Regions from separate parts of the Homo sapiens genome. Here region 2 is linked to region 1. A link is an interaction called in ENCODE POLR2A ChIA-PET data of the cell type or tissue named here. Cell type or tissue: PC-3. All regions are shown on one strand.

What was found. ChIA-PET counts read pairs that join two places held together with the same protein. Peaks named below come from ENCODE experiments on the same cell type or tissue, not always from the same donor. Only the 100,000 strongest peaks of a DNase experiment are listed, where the experiment ranks them.
Region 2: POLR2A ChIA-PET joins it to region 1 with 13 read pairs; 3 of 35 experiments call an interaction of 5 or more read pairs at or near these places.

What each region holds. Positions count from the first base shown.
Region 1 is chr12:105,669,556-105,677,555 of GRCh38, reverse strand. No RefSeq gene overlaps it. Among named protein-coding and RNA genes, the nearest start is that of CASC18, 31 kb to the left of the region's middle. In PC-3, no CTCF peak of the experiment used is centred here; no DNase peak of the experiment used is centred here.
Region 2 is chr12:106,121,940-106,129,939 of GRCh38, reverse strand. All of the region lies in intron 1 of NUAK1 (NUAK family kinase 1), which reads left to right. It overlaps LOC124903007 (a long non-coding RNA gene), which reads right to left and starts at 6,222. Exons shown (of 2, transcript XR_007063442.1): 1 at 6,033-6,222; 2 at 5,210-5,427. RefSeq lists an enhancer at 1-25. In PC-3, no CTCF peak of the experiment used is centred here; a DNase peak (open chromatin) is centred at 3,279; H3K27ac peaks cover 2,145 bases.

The DNA of each region.
Region 1 (8,000 bases):
AAAAACATGTGTGCAAAGACCTGGGGACAACCCTGGCCCAGGGGAAGTGTTGGCACTGAATGCCCTTCCAGCCTTTATATGGTCCCTGGGAAGCAGTGCTTGCTCAGTGCGTATTTCTAAAATGTGGGAATTAACCAGAGCCTGTTCCTCAGCTATAAAGGAGAAGCTACTTCTACCTTCCTCCTGCAGCTGGCTTTTGAGGATTGCCAGTGAAGCATTAGAAAAGCAGCTGGGACCTTACCTGGCATGTAGTTGGTGCCCAGCAAGCTTTCAATGACCCACTTATGATTTCAGCCTCAACTTACTTTTCAGCAAAATGGGCAGGCTCATGAAGGCTCCCTGGTATAATAATGGAGGTCAAAATAGCTGTGTAAGCAATGAAATTCTGTACAAATGTAACTAACATCCCCCACCTCTTCCTCCTCTGCTAGCACCACTCCCTTCCAATCACTCCCTCCCTCCCTCCCTTTCCGGTTGTAAACTGCCCTTCTGTTTCCTGCTGCTTCCTTGCTTCTCCCACCCTCTGTTATTCCTTAGCTGCTCCTGGCCCCTCCTGCCTCCCCTGGATAGATCCTCCAGGCCCAATAAACCTTCCAACTTCTCTTCCCTTGCCCACTGGGCTGCTGGCAGGAAGCCCTTCCCTTCTCTCTCCCCACCCTGTTCCCTTTGGTAACACCCTGTACACATGGGGATTATTGCTCTTGGCAGCAGGTGTCCAGTTGTCAAAAAGACAGATTGGTCTTGGCCAGGAGGAGGTGGGAAGGCAGGTAAGGAAATGAGACTCAAATGGAAAAGGTCCCCTGGCCGGGAACTCTAAGAAATAAGGAGGGTGTGAATGGAAGCCACTGAACCCAGAAGGGTGCGAGAAAGCAAATTACAGATCTTTATCTGGGGTTATCTAGATTCACCAAGGCCCAACTTTTTACCCAGACCACCAAGTACAAACAGGATGCAAAAAAGGTGCCAAGCTAGAGAGGAAGGGGGAAAAGCAAAGGTAAAAGATCACCTACCCTGAAGATTCATTTCTAATCACTTTTGCTTTGCATTTTCTGCCTACAAAATATAGCATAGGATCATCATGAAGATTAAATTAGATAATTACTGTAAGCATAAGGACAGTGCCTGGCACATAGCAAGTACCATGCAAGTATTAGCTAATTGTATTGTTTTTATCATCAGTCATGATAATAATGCATCAAAAGTTCTGAACATGGAGATCACGGATTTTGAAGTCAGAGAGACTGGGTCTTAAATTCTACTTTGTCCACTTCTTGGCTCTGAAAGCTTGGCCCAAGGACAACTTATCTGAGCCTTGGTTACCTAATCTTTGATTATAGCAATATTACCTTCTTTGCCTTGCCTTGAATGGCCCCTGAGAGCTATTTCCTCTCTACCTATGTCTAAGTTGGAGAAATAAAATTAGAGGAGACATCACCTTGTACAGTAACATTCCTGCCCATTGTCCAGGGTCTGTGGGAGTCCAGGGCAGCTTCCTGGGCATGGGCCATCTCTCCCTGGCAGAGACGGTGAGAGAAGAAAGAGTCAGATTGTCAGAAAGATGGGTAAGAAGGGGGCAGTAAGCATGCAGTGTGGCTCTGGTTTCTGGAAAGAACAAAGTTTGGAACCAGAATATCCAGGTCAAATGGCTCTGCCACTCACCAGTTGTATGGCTTTGGGCAGATGATTTGGTCTTCTTGAGCCCCACCATTTTGAAGGCAATCAAATGAAGAAGTATATATAAGCCTGGAGAATTGGTCAGGACTCTCCTGTGGGCAGGGGACAGAAACAAACTCAAAGTAGGTTAAACACAAGATGGGACTGCACTGGCCCCAGCAAGAGTCTGACTGAGGCCGAGTTGCCAAGTCCAAATCACCAGGTTCCCTGACCCATCTGCCAAGCCCTTCCTGTAACTTACTTTCCTACAGTCCTGAGTTCACTCTCCCTCACTCCGTTTTTTTCTATGTCAGTCCACAGTTGTTGCCTTCACAGAGTTTATTCAATTTCCTTTCACTAAAGCTCTGTTTACTTTTGAAGATGCATGCTTTCATTCCACACACTCCACCTCCACCCTCCATAAACTTGGTTCCATGGAAAAGGCAAACCATGGAAATAGAAACCTCATAAACCCCTTGGCCAATACTTTGGCAGATTTTCTTAGAGTTTTCAAACCCTAACCTCTGGTCATTTACAAAGTTTATTCTTCCAGGAGATCAAGCTACATGCAGTGGATGTATATTTTGAGTCCAAATTCCTGAGGGCACCTTTTAGTGACTAACATTTAAACATCATCTTCTTAGGAAGTTTCTGGAAGGACAATCAGATGCAGGCTAACAGATATGACATACCACTTGTGACCCCAGATTCCACTCTGGAAACTTGACCTCAGTCTCCCTGTTGAGCCTTTTTCACTTTTACTTCCTAGTCCATGCCTGACCCACTCCTACCCACAAAAGCACACTATGCAAATAAATCCTGTGTTTCCAGCCATGAAGAGCTATTCCAGGTTCCCCAAACACAGCATGTGCTCTCACCCCTATCCCGATGGGAAACTCTGATTCATCCTTCAACTCTTAGCTCAAGCAAATCCCCCAGGAATATTTGTCCCTTTTCTCTGGTCTCATGACACTTTGACTAAACATATTATACTGTGGCCATTTGTTTGTCTGCTTTTCTTTCTGATTATGAACCTTCAAGGTCAGAAACTATCTTAGTCACCTACTTCCCCCAGCACCTGGTAGAGTGCCTGGTACACAATAGATGCTCAAGGAATGTGTGAAAAATGAAATGCTGGACTGTCTGGGAGGTTATTTCATGTGAATGGGCCTCATACCTCATTTAAGATCTCCTGGTGGAGCTGTCATATTCTTCTTATCTACTGCTGTGTAACAAAACTCCCCAATATGCAGTCACTTAAAACAACAATCATTTTATTATCCCTTAAAGCGTCTGTGAGTTAGGAATTCAGGAAAGGCTTGGCTTGGGGGCTCTGGCTCAGGGTCTCTTCCTTTGGTTACAGTCTGACCGTGGGTGAAGCTGGAACAGGGCCAGGCCAGAGCAGCTGGTAGGTAGAGAGGCTGCAGCATAGGTAAGCATCCCTCTTTGTGGAGTCTCAAGGCCTCTCCATGTTGTCTCTCTCCATTGGCTACTTGGCTTCCTGGCAGCATGGCGGTCTCAAGGCAGTTGGCCTTTTTATATGACGCTGGAGACTTCAAGGGTGAATGTTTCAGTGAGCAAGGCAGAATCTGAACCACTATGTATGGCCTAGATGCAGAAGTCACCTAGTGTCACTTCCACTGTTCTCTGCTGGTCAAAACAGTCACCAAAGCCTGTCCAGTTTCAAGGCAAGGGGATACAGACCTCACTCTCTCTAGGAAGAGTGTTACCGAATTTGCAGATGTATTTTAAAACTGCTACACTTAAATGCAATGTGGACAACAAAAGGACATCAATGGAAAAACTGGTGAAATTGAATAAAGTCTAGAATTCAGTTAATAGCAGTGTGTAAATGCTAGTTTCTTAGTTTTGATAAATACATCATGGCAGTGTAAAGGATTATGGGAAATTGGATACTGGGTATGTGAGAATGCTTTGTTCTATCTTCGCAAATTTTCTATAAGCCTAAAATTATTAGGAAAAAAAATTTAATTTAGGCCAGGTGCAGTGGCTCATGCCTGTAATCCCAGCCAAGGATTTAGGAGGCCAAGGCAGGAGGATTGCTTGAGCCCAGGATGTAGAGGCTGCAGTGAGCTATGATTGAACCACTGCACTTCAGCCTGGGCGACAGAGTGAGACCTTGTCTCAAAAAATAATAATAATTTAAAAGAGAATGCTGGCCGGGCACGGTGGCTCACACCTGTAATCCCAGCACTTTGGGAGGCTGAGGCAGGCGGATCACGAGGTCAGGAGATCGAGAGCATCCTGGCTAACACAGTGAAACCCCGTCTCTACTAAAAATACAAAAAGAAATAAGCCGGGCTTGGTGGCAGGCGCCTGTAGTCCCAGCTACTCAGGAGGCTGAGGCAGGAGAATGGCGTGAACCCGGGAGAAAGAGCTTGCAGTGAGCCGAGATCATGCCACTGCACTCCAGCCTGGGCAACAGAGCGAGAATCCATCTTAAAAAAAAAAAAAAAAAAGAGAGAGAATGCTATATTTCTCCTTCTTCCTACTCTAAGTACTAGTAGAGAGTAAGTGGTCTTAAAGAAACTGTGTGCATGCTGTCACTAAGAACCAATTCTGGTAAGCTCTCCTATTCTACTCAAGCAGGATTCGACACTGCTTTCTTTCCGCCCATGGTATATACCTCTACAATTGCACTAACCACAATGTTCTGTAGTCGTCTACCTACACTCCCATCTCCCAACTAGATGCTGTGTTCTCTGAAAGACATTTTCTTATGTGCACTTCCTGTCCACAGTTCCCAGGACACTGTCAAAATAATATAGTAGTTTGAACCACTTGAAAAAAATGACAGTTTTGTAGCTCAAAAAGAGTTGCATAGTAGCAATTAATCTATAAACAAAATGGAATGGAATGGAATGTATTTATATTATTCCATGCTTTTGCTCAAAGGAAATAACAGAGTCCAACATCCCTGAAAAAAGAACTCTTTCAAAGCAATAAATATTGACCAATGTTTTTCACTGGGAGTTCCACAAAGGCCTTAGGGTTTCTTACCCATTGGCTTCTAGAGTCCTCTCTAGCGTCGTTTCCAGAGCCAACGCCTGTGCTGGACTGAGAAAGCCTGCCTTGCTCTAGTAGGCCAACAGCCAGAGGCCGTGGGGCCTCCAGACTCAGACACAAACATGCAGGGTGGGGTCCCTGATAGCAGGGTATCCAGGCCCAGTGGGAAGGCAGCCAGGGCGCTGCTGAACAAGGGGCTGCAGGAAGCGGAGGAAGGAGGAAGCCCTCTTGGCGACAAGCCCCACCCCTTTTCCATGTCCCAGGAGGTTAAGCAGATGTCATCAGATAAATTTTTCCAGGCCTGAATGGAGGCTCTAATAGAATTCAAACAGGATCTCATCACTGCCACTTTCTTTCTTCCCTTTTCTCTTTGTAAACCTAACCTTAAGAGTCACGGCAGCAGCCCTGGAATAGTTTCAGGTTGTGTGTCACCCTGCAAGGCTCATGTGAACAAGAAATGGCCACCAAAAGGACCAAGGCAATTCAACAGACTCAGGCCTGCTGCATGAATTCTTCAAGGATGGGACTGAGACATGGCTTCAGGCACATCCAAGGGGAGAAGGTGGGGATCGGGGCTTGGTGGCCAAAGGAGCCCTGCCAGCATGATGGTTTCCAACTTGCTGCTGAACCAGATCCAGAAATGTGTTGCCTGTTTCTCTGTTTATGAATTATCCTTCCCTGAACAGAACAGCTGGGGCATTTTGTTTTCCATTCTTTAAACATGGATGGGTTTAGGCCTTTCCAATTTCTTGTTCTCCATAGTTTAACACACAAGGCAATAAAATACAGAGCCATTTTCTGCGGTATTTAGTTAATGATGCAGTATCTGGCAGCCTCTCCTCCCTCACCAAAGCCATCCTTGGGAAAAGTTCTCATTCAAACACTCAAGAAGTTGTTTTTAAGCAGTGAATCCCAAGACTTAAACATTTTTGGGCAATCTGGTTCTTATTTTAACTCAAACTGGTTTATTCTCCTCAGAACAAAAGAATGCCAACAATTCGGTGGTCCTTCACACTGCTACATCACCAGCCAGAGCCTTCCTGAGCTCTGAGAAACAGTGCAGTGTGGCTTCTGGAGATTGGAAATAGAGAGGACTCCTGATGGTTGTTTCAAGGCATCTGTTTTTAATTGATCTCATTCTTTATTCTATGGAACATCCAGCCAGGAGTATATTGAGCTCCAACATACATCACTGCTGAGAGCCTCTGGGGCCAGATGTAATCCCAGAGCTGCGAGCCACCTTCCAATGGCAACAGGGATGTGGTCAATACAAGGTGAACAGGGAAGGCTTTTTTGTTCAATACCAGGAATGCAAGATTGGATCAAGGGCCTAGATGCAAAAGAACCTGCTTGAAGAGCAGCCCTACAGTCTGTCCTTATCTGGAGACCACAGGCATCATGTGTGATCGGTAACATCACTGAGAAATCTACCTGATGACCAACTAAAAAGAGTGGGTGTCCCCAAGACCTCCGGATTTTATCACAAACCCCAAATGGGCCTGCCCTTTATCATGATATCTCAATCTTTGGGAAGTACATCTCTAGATGGAAGAATTCTTACTATTTTAGACCCCTGTCCTGCAGAAGATGACCCATTGTGAGTCACTTTATTTAGCCTCATCCTAACTTTGGCTTTTTTCCTCCCCTCTTCTTCCCACCTTTCTTTTCTTCTTTTCCTTATTCACTTGGCTGACACATAATTATGTTGTATTTAGCTATGTGCCTGATTATTTTGGGGTGCTGGAGGATACAGCAATGTATCTGTCAGGATGTGCTAAGTTATGTTGCAGTAACGAACAATCTCAGGAACTTAATGTCTTAAAACAACAAAGGTTTATTCTCCTGCTTCTTATCCACTGAGAGTTTTTGGAGGGCTCTGATCTCACAAAATCTTTAGGCAGAAAACCAGGCTGATAGAATGTCCAGAATTTCTGGAATGTTTATGGCTGCCATTGAGGGCAGGAGGATTTCAGGCAGTCAAAAGGCATGAGCATATGAGGGAGTTCCTGGGAGAGGTTCCTCTAATTGTGTGGTCAGGTAGGCCTCTCAGAGGGGGTGACTGTGAATTAAGCCATGGAGTATGAGAAGGAGGTAGGCTTGGGAGGATCTGGTGGAAGAGCATTCCAAGAGGCAGCATCAGTGTCAAGACCTTGTATTAGGAGCAGGCTTGTTCACAACCAGTGAACATGGCCAGTGTAGCTGGACCATGGTAAGTGATGGAGAAAGCAATGGAGGATGTAGCCTGCAAGGTCACCAGAGACCAGACTCTGCTGGACCTCACAACCAGGGCAGGGAGTTAGAGCTGTTTTCAAACTCTTTATTTTGTCTGTATATTAAATCTTAGCAAACAAAGCCCACCTTAGCTTCTAGGGAGATCAAGTCCTTGCAGAGCTTGGCCCTCTGCTGAAATGTCCTCCCCCATCCTTCCTCACTCAACTCACTCCAGTGTCACTTCCTCCAGGAATCTTCCCTAACACCTCAGTCTGATGAAACGCCTCAGTGCACAGGTACTATCAATTATGCATTTGCTCTACAGAACTCCCCACTTCATGGGACAAGTTCCTTGGGGGCAGAAACCAACTCCCTAGATATAGTGCTAGACTATGGTAGGTCCTGAACTGATGGTTATGAATGAATGAATGGATGAATATGCTCTTGCACCTTGTGATATTAGGCAGTATATGTAATACAAGTAAGTGGTAAAATGCTACATACCTATCATCATTACCACTTCATGACCTAGACAAGGGCTTACCATAGAGTTTGATGAAGACTCTTGAAATTGATTCAGAAGAGGCCTAGCTTACTTCAAGAAAGCAACACAGAAGACATCTAAAAGCAGGAATGTAAAGAGGATGTATGGATATATTCTACATACCAATAGGGTATAAGCTGTTCTGCTCACATTGTCTCATTTAATTTTCACAATACCCCTACAAGGTAGAAAGCTGAGACTCAGAGAAAAATTAGACCCACATAGCAGATGCTCTATAAACATTTGCTGCTATTATTATAGTCAGCGTTATTATTATTATTGTTACTGAAAGTGGGGGAGGAGTTTAGGGCAGTATATTCCATACAAGGGGAACAACATGTTCAAAGCAGAGAGCCCAAGTCAGAAGTGCTCCAAAAACAGGGAGGAGAACCCCTCGGGCTGAAACCCTTCGGCTCTTAGGAAGTCTGGGATCCTTCTAAGAGGCGCTGATGAATACCACAGACCTACTCCCCAGAAATGTGTACATACACACAAAGCTTGTACAGTTCTGCAAATTTACGGACACATAAAAGCTCATCCATGAATTTCAAAATAATGAATATTA
Region 2 (8,000 bases), 450 kb before region 1:
CAGACAGACTTGGGTTCAAATTCTGTCCTGCTACCCAGGAGCTAGATGGTCCCAGGCAAGCTGCTCATTTTCTCTGGCTTCTGTTTACTCATCTGGAAAATGCAGCTATGAAGTATCCTACCAAGTGCAAAATATCCTACCAAGTGAGATTGCCATCAGAAATAGGATTTGGAAGCTTCCAGCACAGAGCCTGGTGCATAGTAGGCTCTTGAAAACTAGAGGTAATATTACTGTTTCAGGGAGAAGTACTAGGGTGGAGTACCCAGTGACCTTCTTATCTTGGCTCATGGCTCTCCATGCTTAAAATCCTCCCATGGTTGCATGGGACCCAAAGTCTGAATTTACCATGTCCTTCAAGGCTCATGCATGGGTCTTCAGACCACCACTTCCTTACTTCTTTGTTTCAGCCCCGTGTCTCGTGTCCTTGTGAGCACATGGAGAGTGTGTGTTGGACTATTTGTAGGCTCCATTCTTCCTTGTCTATTAGAAAGGCAGCAGGGCTGCTGTCTGTCTCACTCGTCACTGCAGCCCAGCCTGTAGCCCAGTGCTAGGCATCTAGTGGGTGCTCAGTAAGAATGAATGAATGATTGAATGAACAATTGCGGGAAGAAGCACCAGCAATCCTGAGAAGGGAGAGGTCTGTGAAGGCGGGAGTCAGCAGGGAAGGCCCTGGGGCTCCATCCTCCTCCTTCTCTGGGTCACGCTTCCCCTTAGCATTGTATGCACAGCATTGCCAGGTGCTTCTCAGTGACAGCAGCTGGAGAGGTGGCTCAAGCCCATCCCAAACCCATTTCCCACTCTTGGAGGCTGCTCCAGGCGGGTAGTTTTTCAGAGCTCAGCAGCCTCCTCAGGCTGCTCTCACACTGGCCTGGCTTCGTTCAGAGTCCAGCCCTCCATCTGAGAAGCCCAGGTAATCAGCTCTGCAGAGTGTGCAAGGTTTAGATGCAAAATGCATCTGCAAGGTTTTCAAAACATTTTTTTCTGGGTTGTAAATCAAGTACTTTAAGTATTGCAAACCGGCTGGGGTGCGGAGTTAATGTATGTCTTGAAAAAACACCATCATGATTTGCCTTTTAAATTTGAGAAAAGAATTCCACTTCCCTTACTTTTATTAGAGATATGGAGATCTCCAGGGGGAAGGCGCTAAGTGGAGGCTGTGGTAGGTGTTAGCTCCTTCCCTGGAAGGGCGGGGAATGGTGAGTGGCTTAGGGCTCAACTTTCGTCTGTTTGGCTGAAGGGCAATTTCCCTGTTTAAAAAAGGTAGCAGCTGCTTCTCTTAGTTATCTCCAGCGGGACCCCATTCACTTTTGTCTGTGTCAGGCTCACGGGCCACAAAGGTGCTTGATTGCAGCAGGTTCAAACGAAGCCTTGCTGGCTGCTGCCATTTCACTATGAACTGGGCTCAGCTCACGAGTGGTTCACCCCAACTGCCAGAGGTCACTCATGTCCCAGTCTTCTACAGGATCATGGAAGGGAAGTGGACCGTCCAATCTATACATCAAAAAGGGAAGCGGGAGTGGTGGCTCATTCCTGTAAATCCCAGCACTTTGAGAGGCCGAGGTGGGTGGATTATTTGAGGTTAGGAGTTCAAGACCAGCCTGAACAACATGGCAAAACCCTGTCTCTACTAAAAATACAAAATTGGCTGGGCACAGTGGCGCACACCAGTAATCCCAACTACTCAGTAGGCTGAGGCAGGAGAATCGCTTGAACCCGGGAGGCGGAGGTTGCAGTGAGAGAAGATTGCACAATTGCACTCCAGCCTAGGCAACAGAACGAGTCTCTGTGTCAAAAAAAAAAAAAAAGAAAAAGAAAAGAGAGAATTTGGAGCTAGGCTTCCTGGGTTTGAAAGAACATGAACCTCCAATGTAACCTTGAGATAATCAACTGTGACTCGGTTTCTTCGTCTGTGAAATGGGAGTTGCAGTGTTAACAAATTGTATGTCGAGTTCTTAGAAAAGTGTGTCGCCCACAGTGAATGGTCCATAAATCTAAGTTTTGGAAGGAGGCCTCTTTGGAAAGGCAGGATGGGGTCTTGGTCCTGTCTGTCCCTGCAGCAGCCTGGGCACGGGGCATTGCACACAGTAGGTGCTGCTGTGTCGAGCACACTTGCTTCACTTGTAAATTGAGGGCCTGAGACAAAAATGTCCTTAAGGGTCCCTTCCAGCTCGTAGGAAGAGAATCCTAGGATTCACTGAAAGGCTGCATTTCCTATTGCTTGTTTTTTGGCAGAAGGGCTCCTTGCTGGGGAAAGCAGGAAGTATCTTCAATTCTCATACACACTTTGCAAGTGTACGGAGAGTCTCCCTGTGTAGACTGTCAGCCTATGTTTAGGGAGGTCTGCTCGCCTTCCCTGCTCTCTGGTTCTGTGGGATGCAAATACATTCTATTCAGCTCAAGGCAGCCAAGGCTTTCTGAAACACGTGTATGAGGTGGCTTCTGAACTAGACTCTATGTGAGACAGAAAATGTTCACCCATGCTGGGTGTGGTTGCTTCTGCCTGTAATCCTACACTTTGGGAGGCAGGGGGATCACTTGAGGCCAGGAGCTCTAGATCAGCCTGGTCAACACAGTGAGACTCCCTCATCTCTACAAAAAAATTGAAAAGTTAGCTGGGCATAGTGGCCTGCGTCTGTAGTCCTGGCTACTTGGGGGGCCAAGATGGGAGGATTGCTTGAGCCCAGGAGTTGGAGGCCACAGTGATCTACGATCACACCACTGCACTCCAGCCTGGGCAACAGAGCAAGAACTTGTCTCAAATAAAAGAAAATAAAAAGAAAATGCTCATCCTCAAAGAACCTCTCAGTTTTCTCATCTGTAAAATGGGTTGGTAATAGAACTTAACTCCTAGGTTGTCACAAGGACTCATGGACCACACACACTCTGAGAACAGTGCCTGACATGAAGCCACTTGTCAAGCAGTGTTATTTGTTATTATTTGTGATTCAGAGGAGGGTAAGCTCATGTTCTGCTGGGCAGCTCAGAGGAATCTTTGCTCATTCCTTAGATGCTTAGACTTTAAAGGGGCTTTGCTTTTGGTCCCAGTGAGGCCAGAGGCTCCTGGCTGCCTCTGCTCTCAGGATCTCCCTGTGGACACCACTTATTCTTCCCAAGGCTTTAGCAGTGATTGGGCACATTGAGCACCCAGGAGAGCTTGGCTTCTTGATCCTGGATGACAGGTAGGCTAGAGGCAAGATTCCAGGGATGAGGAAAAGACTTAAGAGAGCCCTGTCCCCAGGGGAAGGGCTGTTTTTGCAGTCTCACTTAGAGGGAAGAATTGACTCATATGTTTACTACTATTTCATCCTTGAAGATGAACAAATAAAGCTAACCTTTACTGAGCACTTTGCCAGGCTCTGTGCTGAGTAATTTGCCTGTGTCATCTCACTGAATTCTTAGAACCATTCTATGAGATAGATGCTGTCACCTGACTTTGCCCAGAGGTAACTGAGGCCCAGGGCCCCACTGTTTGTAACTTGGGGATGATGGCAGGAATACAACCCATGTCTGTCTGAGCTCGAAATTATGAGCCTAGACTGCTTCCCAAGAAAGAGTAGAAATATCTCTGTCATTTTTTCTTGTGGCAGGTGTTCCCTTCTGCCTCTCCCAGGTAGCTGGTTTAAAAATATTTATTCAAATAGCACTGTGCTAGGCACTGGGGGAGGCAACAGGGAGTAAGATATTGCCCCGTTGAGTTCACCCACCTCTTGATTCTAGAATGTGCATCTAACCCTGACATTTGAAGATCTTCAGTCTTTGTGGTCCACATTTATCCCTCCTTGCTGGTCCTTTTAAGGAGACTGATTTCTTGTTGTATTTATTTTTCTTCTTTAATCTCTCAGAATTTTATTACTTTCTATCAAACACATCCGTTAGGCAGCCTTGGCTTTCTCAGTATCAATTAAGACAGATGCCAGCAAACCTTAGAAGCTCTCAGTGGTCCTTGAGGCAAGATAATTACCTTGTGTGATTCTTAGTAGATTTGATAGTGAACTCTTTCTTCCATTAGCAGAAGGCATGCAGGGGGGAGACTAATGGTCTGTGTCTCTGGTGAGCTCAAAGCCCAGCCGTGAACGTGTTTGCCTGGAAAGACAGGGCAGTGATGTGCTTGCTGCTCTGGGAAGAACCTCATTTTTCATCATCCTCATGGTTAGTGGGTATCTGTTTTTCAGGCAGGACCAAATGGAACACTGAGGGAGGAAATGAATGAGTGTGTGGGCGTGAAGCAGGTAGTAGAGATCCTGGAGAGGAGAAAAATGAAGTGGAAATCTCCACTTATTTGGTTGTGTAGGAAGGTCCAGAGCAGAGGGAGCATTTTTCCCTTAACAACCCTCATAGCAGGAATCATTGAGTGATCAGTGTGTGCCAGGCACTATTCTAACTATTTACGTGCTTTTTCGCCTTTGAACCTGTATTATTATCACATTCATTTCATAGATGAGGAGGCAGAGGCTTAGAGGAAGTCCAATGACTTGCCCAAAGTCACAGAGCCAGGATCACAGGATGTAGGGCTGGACCGTCTGACTTCAGGGTTCATGATTACAACCACTGTTGGAGCCGGACTTAAAGCACAGAGAAGTTGCCTCCGTGCTTGGGAAAATAGCAATATGAAGAACTTAATTTCATGATCCCAGTCGTTCTATGTCTTACTCATTTATATGCTCCCAGTGCCTAGTTCAGTGCCTGGCACACAGTCAGAATGCAAGAAATATTTGTCAAATGGCTGTGGAGTGTTATGAGTCTAGGTATGTTGGGAGACTTGGCTGCTGGTTCCATCACTGCCACAACTTAAGCTGTGTGACCTTGGGCAAGACATGCCCCTCCATGGCTTCAGCTAACTTATCTGTAAGATGAGCGCTCTGGGCCAGATTTTTGTTTTAAAATTTATTATCCATTCAACAGATATTTATTTATTTATTTATTTATTTATTTATTTATTTATTGAGATGGAGTCTGGCTCTGTCGCCCAGGCTGGAGTGCAGTGGCGTGATCTCGGCTCATTGCAACCTCCACCTCCCGGGTTCAAGTGATTCTCCTGCCTCAACCTCCCGAGTAGCTGGGACTACAGGTGTGCACCACCATGCCTAGCTGATTTTTGTATTTTTAGTAGAGACGGGGCACAGGCTGGTCTCAAACTCCTAACCTCAGGCGATCCACCTGCCTCAGCCTCCTGTAGTGCTGGGGTTACAGTCATGAGCCACCACACCTGGCCATTTAACAGATATTTATTGATTGCATTTTCTGTGTGAGATACCACTCTGGATGGTAGGGAGACAGCCATGGTGAGACAGATGACGTTTCTGCTCCCTTCCTTGCAGCTTACATTCCAGCCGCTTCTAGAAACTGCATTTTGTGAATCTTCATGTCTTGCCCCAAAATTGTTTCAAAGTGGCAGTTGCTGAATTCTCTTCTGTTTGCCTTCCCCTACTAAAAGGCAAGCCAGGGCAGGGGTTTTCATCAGTTTTGCCTACTGATGTACCCCAAGTGCCTAGAACAGTGCTTGGCAAGTTAATATTGCTGATGTGCATGCATGCATGAATGATTGCAATATCTCCTCTGCTAATGAGATCCCAGGATATAAAAATTCTAGGGCTGAAGCCTAAGAAAAAATTAAGGAGCAAAAATCAAATTTTCCAGGAAAAAATCCCATTTTCCAGGAAAAATACTGTCTTTATAAAGGCAAGAACAGTTGAGATTGGGATGGTTTATTATTATTCCTGCTAGTTGAGGGATTAGGGAATCAGGCAGGATTCCTTACTTTTTCATCTGGTGATGCTTTTTGCAAACCGCAGAGAAAACAAAACAAAAACAAAAACTCTTCCTTTCCCCCAACCCCTTTGCTTCAAGCAGAAAAAGCACTTGCTTCTTAAAACAGCTCATGAAGGAAAAAATTATAACGAATATTTTGCATTTCTCTGGTGGCGGCACAGTCTGAATTCCATTCAGCCCCACAATGAGTTCTAATTTTATGAAATGTTTGGATTAGCCACCAATTTTCCGGTGGAATTTAGGAGGCTTGTACTCGTACTTACGCTTGAAGCAAAGAAATCTCATAAAATCCTTGCAGTGTCTCGGGCCCAGTGGGACGTTGTAGCCAAGGACAAAATGACCATCAGCAGAATGACGGGGAGGAAAGAGATCTCTTTGGCAGCTGTGGCCTGGCTTTGCAGATGGTGGTGTGATCCTGAGCTGCAGTCTCTGGGGCTTGGCCGGGCTGCATACCATTTTCAACTGATCATGGGCTATAAAAATTCCAGCCCAAGCACAATGCCTCGTACCTGACCTTGTTCTTTCAATTCCCAGAGCCAGAGAACATTAGGGCATCTGGTAATTGGGTGAGAGGCATTTGATATAGCACATGGTGCTCTGTCTTCCCCTCCTCATAGCTCATGTTGCCTTTTGTTGTAATTTCCAGCTCACATATCTGCCTCTTTGCCTCTCGACCTGCACTGTCTAATATGGGCACATATGGCTATTAAAGTTAAAATTAATTATAATTAAATAAAACATTCAGTCCCTCGGTGGCACCAGCCACATTTCAAGTGCCCAGTAGCCCCATGTGGCTAGTGGCTATCATGGGATGTTGCAGAATAGATCATTTCCACTATCATAGAAAGTTCTGCTGGGCAGGACTAGTGCTGCTCTAGACACTAGGTTGAATGAGGACATGGCACACACTTGGCCCCTTACCTTGCTTTATTAGCTCCATAGCACACATTATGATCTATAAAGTATTATGTCTCTGAGCAACCTCGTTCATCACATTTTTTGTATCTCCGGTGTCTAGAACAGTTCCTGGTATGCACTAAGCACCCAGTAACGATTTTCAGAATGAATGAAATTGCCTGAATCAGCATTGCTTTGCATGAGCCTAACACATAGTGAGTCTTCAAACAAATGGAACAAATACTTCTAGAGGTGAAACCATGTAATGGATTCATCTGATATTTGTCGAGCATGGACTACAGGTTGGGCGTTATGCGAGGCTCTGGGTATATAGTGATGAGCAAACAAACAGATCCTCTGGGTGAGGAGCTTATTCAGTCCAGTGGCTCTTAAATTTTCAGGGATGTGGGAATCTCCTAGGTGCACCTGTTAAAATATACCATCCTTGGCACTGACCTCAGAGAGTCTGATTCTGATTCAACAGGGTTGGAGTGGGACTTGGGGACACCCGAGTATCTTCTGCATTTTAACCAAGCAACTCAAGTGAATGTGATGGGGGAAGTCCATGGTCTTTATTTTGAGAACACAGCTCTGGACAATGGGAAGCTAGTTGCTGTATTCATTTGGGGATACACCACACCATTTTCTCTCGTCTATACCTTCTCTTGTGATAAATGGAGGGCTCCTATTTGGGCCTGAAACTTGAGGTTTCTTTTCTTGTTATCCAATCATGGAGTAATAATAATGGCAAACAATTACATAGCAGCAATTACATGCCAGGCGATAGTCTAAGCATGTCAGTCACTGACCTGAATTCATCCCCATGGTAACCCTAAGAGGTGAACACCATTATCATCCCCATTTTTCAGGCGGATAAACAGGCACAGAAAACTAAGTCACTTGCCCATGTTTACACTCCTTGTAAGATCTGAAAATCCTGAACTGCTGTGATACTGCCGCTCATGGCCACTGGACTTGGGGCAGCTGCCTCCTGAATGCCCAGTGTGCCTTTTTATCCTTTTCTGCTAGTTGCTTGGAATCAAAGTTCCAGTATACTTATGAAATGCCTGTTTAGGGGATTACCACGTGTGGATGTTATGAGCACTGTTGGTCTACAAATATCCACCCCTGCCCCCAAGGAGCTTAACTGTTCAATGGACATTCCCTTGGGCCTACTGTGCACCAGCCCTGTGTAGTACACCCAGGCATAAGACTTGCACTTGGTCTAATGGAGGAGACAGAGGCACAGGCAAAGAGTTTCTGAGAAAGTGTCGCACACAAGATAGGTTTTCTTCTAGATGAGAAAAGCAAAGAAAATCTTTAAGATTGGGTTT